2 separate regions of the Homo sapiens genome follow, and region 2 is linked to region 1. A link is a loop called in an ENCODE intact Hi-C map of the cell type or tissue named here. Cell type or tissue: ovary. All regions are shown on one strand. Each heading gives the region's core, and the rest is flanking DNA. Links, peaks and the distances in the headings are about the cores only.

Evidence for each region. Peaks named below come from ENCODE experiments on the same cell type or tissue, not always from the same donor. Only the 100,000 strongest peaks of a DNase experiment are listed, where the experiment ranks them.
Region 2: a loop joins it to region 1, with 8 times the contacts of the local background. A loop is called at or near these places in 1 of 110 quality-filtered maps.

Annotation. Positions count from the first base shown.
Region 1 is chr11:66,847,389-66,850,289 of GRCh38, forward strand. It overlaps PC (pyruvate carboxylase), which reads right to left. Exons shown (of 23, transcript NM_001040716.2): 19 at 2,832-2,901; 20 at 2,549-2,728; 21 at 2,223-2,471; 22 at 1,842-1,982; 23 at 1,032-1,759. The coding sequence ends at 1,511. Among named protein-coding and RNA genes, the nearest start is that of RCE1, 5.4 kb to the left of the region's middle. RefSeq lists an enhancer at 2,856-2,901. In ovary, for the core only: no CTCF peak of the experiment used is centred there; a DNase peak (open chromatin) is centred at 1,733.
Region 2 is chr11:66,235,914-66,238,753 of GRCh38, forward strand. It overlaps PACS1 (phosphofurin acidic cluster sorting protein 1), which reads left to right. Exons shown (of 24, transcript NM_018026.4): 19 at 1-27. Among named protein-coding and RNA genes, the nearest start is that of KLC2, 20 kb to the right of the region's middle. RefSeq lists an enhancer at 2,783-2,840. In ovary, for the core only: no CTCF peak of the experiment used is centred there; no DNase peak of the experiment used is centred there.

The DNA of each region.
Region 1 (2,901 bases), core at 235-2,734:
CCAGCCTGGGTGACAGAGCGAGACTCCATCTCCGGGGTGGGGGGCAGGGGGGGCGGGGGAGGGAAGAAAGCCCTTTAGGTCCCATTCCCCAATCAAGGAGGTTGTCCCAAGGTCCCTTCTCTGAGGCTGGCCACTGAGGGAAAAAGGATGTGCGGTCACTCCCCCACGATGCCTGCAGGCTGGCCATGACAACGACATCCACCCGGATGGAAGGGGCAGCATCGCAGTCATCTGCCTCCTGGGGTACATCTAGGACATGGCGGTCCAGAAAGGAAGAGGCTCAAGCCCACTGTGAGTTGCCCATCCCAGAGGTTGGACTGGCTCTGGGAGCACTGGGCAGAGGCCTGCTGGGTGCTTCCCATCCAGAGGCTGATTTCCTGCATCGGCCTCCCCACACCCACCCCTCCATCTCAGGAACTGCCCAGCCTCCTGCTCCCTTCACCATCCTCTCCCTACCTGTGGGCAGGTGGGCAGGAGGGCAGTGGTGCAGGCAGGGTTACTGTCCCCACTGCAGGAAAGGGAACTGAGCAGGAGTCTGGAGGGGTGGTCATGGGGAGTGGCAGGGTTAGAACCTGAGACCCTGGACCCGGTGCTCCCCCTCACCTCCCACCAACATTCTCACATCCAGAGCACACACAAGACTCCCGGATCACCATTCCCGAGGGTCTTACCCACTGCCCACAAGGTGGTACCTGCTTGCATTTACCTGCTAACTGAGGTGGGACGCTGGCCTTGGGTTTTAGAAAATAAAGCAGCGGGGTTGGGAGGCGAGTCTGCCAACGGCCTGGGTTTCATCTCTCTCTCTTACTACTTGTGAAGTCCTGGACAAATTATTTAATCTTCCTGTGACTTGATTTCTGTGTCCATAAGAGGATGAAGGTTAATTCCCTGTGTTAATAGGTGTTAAATACTTAGAACAGGCCCCACCCCTCAAGCAAGTTCAGTACTACTAGTCCTGTTTGGGGAGTATACACAGTAGGCACCCAATAGTGACTTAAAACAGGGCCACGATGGTCATTCTCACTACCCTCTGAGGAGAACGACACAACTGACCTGCCCACCCATGGGGAGCTTGAAAGGCAGCCCCCCACTGCTGAGTGGTGCAGGCTGGGGGCTGCACAGGATCCAGCATGGAGGGCAGGGGAAAGCCAGCTTTATTGAGTAAACTTCCCAGGACCTGGGACATCTTAGATCTCCCCTTCCCCCAGGAGATAGGACCCCTAAACCTCCCCTGGGTCCTAGGACCACCTGACCCACCACTTGTAGTCTCCAGTGAGGAGGGGACCCTTATTTGGCAAGAGATGAACATGTAAGCAGCTGTCCGCCGGAGGAAAGGACGATGGCTGAAAGGAATGAACCACCGCAGGCGGTGTCTCTCCTGTCCAGCTGTGGACAGGACCTCCACGGCCCGGCCTTCCTGGCCTCGGGCACTGGCTGGCCTGGGCCTGCCGTGGCAGCACAGCTTCTGTTGAAGGCTTGGGGATGGCCAGGCTGCCGGTCTGGGGCAAGATCACTCGATCTCCAGGATGAGGTCGTCACCTTCCAGTGTCATGTCCTTGGTCACATGAACCTTGCGGACAGTACCCTCCATGGGTGAGGTCACCACAGTCTCCATCTTCATGGCACTGAGCACACACAGGGGCTGGCCCTTGGCCACCTTGGCCCCTGCCACCACTTTGATGTCTATCACCTTCCCAGGCATGGGCGCCCCGATCTGGCCCTTCACGTCCTTTAGGGCCTTGGGGTGGAAGTGCATCTCCTGAAGACACAGGGCAGAGGGGACATGACATCCTGGGCCCAGCCAAGCCCCACCGCCTGGCTGGCCCTGGGGGAGACAATACCTTCATGGCCTGGGTGTCCTTGACCAAGATGGACCGCAGCTGCCCATTGAGCTCAAAGAAGACCTGCCTCTGGCCGGCCCGGTTCAGGTCGCTCACGGCCAGGGCTTTGATGTGCAGCGTCTTGCCCCGCTCCAGCTCCACCTGCAGGGAGGGTGTGCAGACTCAGAGCTGGACGCCAAGGTGGGAGAGCAGTCCCCCGGCCCTGGCCATAGGAAGTCCCCACACTGGGCCTTGGCTCCTCGTTCCTAAAGGCCTAGCTCCCGGTCTCAAGGGTCCTTTCTGCTCCCAAAGCTTGCGAGGCTGGGTGACAGCCAAGCTAAACTCCAGAGCTCTGGGGCAGGGGGCCAGGGTGGAGTGTGGAGAAGCGCCAGAGCCACTGACCTCAAACTCCTCTGCGATCTTGGGTCCCTGCAGGAAGAGGCGAGTATTCAGGCTATCCAGGGGGCCAAAGGTGGCAGTGAAGTCCTTGAAGTGGGCAAACACATCGGGGTACATAGCTGCTGAGAGCACATCTTCCGGCGTCACCTCCTCCCCATGCCGGTCTACCAGCTCCTTCTCCAGTGCCTGCAGATCCAGGGGAGGGAGGGAGGCTCCAGGCCGCCCCTCCACCCTTGGCAGGTCCTTCAGTACCTGGGGAGCAAAGCAGAGGATCAGTCCCAAGTCCTGCATCCAGCCCCCACCCTCACACCATGCTGGGCCTTCCCTACCTTAGAGCGAAAGGGTTCGGGGAACCCCCCATGGGGGACACCGATGTAGCCCTGCAGGAACTCCACCACGGAGCGGGGAAAGGACAGCTCTTCCGCCTGAGCTTCGGCCTCTGCCCGGCTCAATCCATTCTGCACCATAAACTGGGCCAGGTCCCCCACGATCTTGGAGGAGGGCGTCACCTGAGGAGAAGGCCCTGGAGGTTAGGGTGCCAGGCACCTCAAGGAGGCCAGTGGCAGGTGCATGCAGGGCTGGGTCAGGTAAGGAGCACCGGGCCGGGCTCACCTTGATGAGATCGCCCAGCATCTGGTTGGCCTCCACATAGGCCTTCTTGACCTCCTTGAACTTGGAGCCA
Region 2 (2,840 bases), core at 341-2,840, 610 kb before region 1:
TATCAGAAGTTTATTCCCTTCATTGGCGTGAGTACTGACTCCCTCTGCTTGGCACCCCACCCGTTCTCCTGGTCTTCCTGTTCCCCCTTACACAGGAAAACAAAAGATTCATCTAGAACAGTGGTTCTCCAGACACTGGAGATTTTGCCTCCAGGGACTACCTGGCAGTGTCTGGAGACGTGTTTGGTTGTTATACGGGGGGTACCCAGTGGGTGGAGGCCAGGGATGCAGCTGGTCATCCTCCAGTGCACAGGAGGTCCCGCAGCAGAGAATGGCTTGGCCCCAAGTGTCAGTAGTGCAGAGGTGGAGAAACCCTGGGCCGGACATGGATTGGGCTGTCCCTTTTAGTGTCCGCCTTTTCCAAATCACGAACTGTTCCTGGGTCCATCACTGATGTCTCCTGTTTATTACACCAGGCCCTGACCTCGCTGCCTTCACCCGGGGAGTGATGTCCAGACGTGGCTCACGGGAAAGGGAGCTGCTTTGGTAGTAGTGGAAGGCAGCATTCAGAAAAGTCTGAAAACAGATACTTCTGTCTTCATGGTTGGATAGGCCACTGAGAGGAAGGCTTTCTTCTTTCCTTTTCTATTTAACCAAGGAGAAATCTCTATACTAGTAAACTTTGAAAGTCAAGGAAGAACCCCGTGGATGTCTCATGGCAGGTGCATTGCCGGCTGTCTGTTCATCAGCAGCTGGGCCACAGGCTCAGCCTGACCTAGGGAGGGGTCCGGGGGAGCTGTGCAGTCCTGCCAGAGGCCAGAGCATGGCACCGGAGCAGGACTGAAAACTCCGATTTCCACTTAAAAGAGCTTTACATTTCCCTTCGAAACCAGCTTCTATCTTTTTTTATTATTTTTTTTTTTTATGAGATGGAGTCTGACTCTGTTGCCCATGCTGGAGTGCAATGGCACAATCTCAGCTCACTGCAACCTCTGCCTCCTGGGTTCAAGTGATCCTCCTGCCTCAGCCTCCTGAGTAGCTGGGACCATAGGTACATGCCACCACGCCTGGCTAATTTTTTTTTGAGACAGAGTCTCACTCTGTTGCCAGGCGGGAGTGCAGTGGCGCGATCTCGACTCACTGCAACCTCCGCCTCCCAGGTTCAAGTGATTCTCCTGCCTCAGCCTCCCGAGTAGCTGGGATTACAGGCACGTGCCACCACACCCAGCTAATTTTTGTATTTTTAGTAGAGACGGGGTTTCACCATGTTGGCCAGGATGGTCTCGATCTCTTGACCTCGTGATCCGGCTGCCTTGGCCTCCCAAAGTGCTGGGATTACAGGCTTGAGCCCCTGTGCACGGCATGCCCGGCTAATTTTTGTATTTTTCTGCTGAGATGGCATTTCGCCATGGTGCCCAGGCTGGTCTCAAACTCTTGGACTCAGGAGATCCACCTGCCTCAGCCTCCCAAAGTGCTGGGATTACAGGCGTGAGCCACCATGCCCCACCAGCTTGTATCTTTTTTTGTAATTTCCTTGAGGCTCCCTCGTAGCTTCTAGACAGGGAGGGGCTCATGTGGATGAGGGGGCCTAGCTCCCTGCTCTCCCTGCTTTCTGCGCATCCAAGATGTGGGTGTCTTGAGTGATCTCAGGAGATACCTGAGCTGGGGAAATCCAGCAGCCCTTTCTCGTGCCTTGCAGAGCCTCCTGTCCTGCAGTCTAGCCAGTCCCCGGTTAGCCCCTGGGCTGCTCCCATAGCCACATTACAGGCCCCAAGACCATGGCCCATAGCTGTGGCTGGTGGTTTGACACATCTTCGTGGAGCTGTGAGTTGCTGCTCACTCAGGCCTCGCAACCGAGAGAGACAGAGAGATAACAAATTTAAAACAAATTAAAAACCAAAAGAGCTAGCAACCTCACCAAATGCCAGGCAAACAAGGAGAGAAGGGGAGTTGTATCCAGGAAGCCCCAGAGTGGCAATTTGTTCCTCTCTGGGAATCAAAAGAAGGGCGCATAGAGAATCGGGACAGACTTCAGCAAACACAGCCTTGCTGTCGCGGCAGCCTCCAGGCAACCACCTGCAGGCCTGTGCGGTAGATTTCGCCCCATCAGGGTCCAGCCCTCTGGACTCCCAGCCCAGCTGCCTCTTTGCCTAGGCCTGGGCCCAGGTGATAGGGCCCAGGACTTTACCTGTCACTTCAGACCACAGCCTGGATGCTCACCTAGTCTGTGGCTGTGTTCTTTTCTAGCCACTGGAGGGCCCAGGCTGTCCTTTCCAGAATTCTCTATGGAGAATTGAAAATTCCTAAAGAACCCCCCCACCCCCATTCAGTACACTTCCAGATTCCAGGAAGACCAGAGAGGAGAAGGCTGGTGTCCACACCTTAGCACGTCCACTTGGCTTTAGACTCTCCCACCTGGCAGAGACAGAGCCATCTTCCTAGGCCCTCTGCCCACAGGACCTTAGAGAAACAACATCAGGACATCACAGTGATTCCTGCCTTCAGCCCTTTATCCCCAGAGAAGAGCTGCAAAGTCTCGCATGCCCCATCTCATTGTTGCAACTAGGTTTTGTTGTTTTTTGTTTGTTTGTTTCTACAGCTGGGCTGCTCCAGATTTGCAAAGATTTTTTTATTTACTTATTTATTTGATGTATTTATTTATTTTGAGATGGAGTCTCGCTCTGTCGCCCAGGCTGGAGTGCAGTGGCGCCATCTCAGCTCACTGAAACCTCCGCCTCTCAGGTTCAAGCGATTCTCCTATCTCAGCCTCCCAAAGTGCTGGGATTACAGGCATAAGCCACCACGCCCAGCCCAGATTTGCAAAGATTTTAAAGTCGGCAATAAAATAATGTGTAGTGATGGCTCTTGTGCCACCAATGTGTTTCTGGTTGGATCAGAAC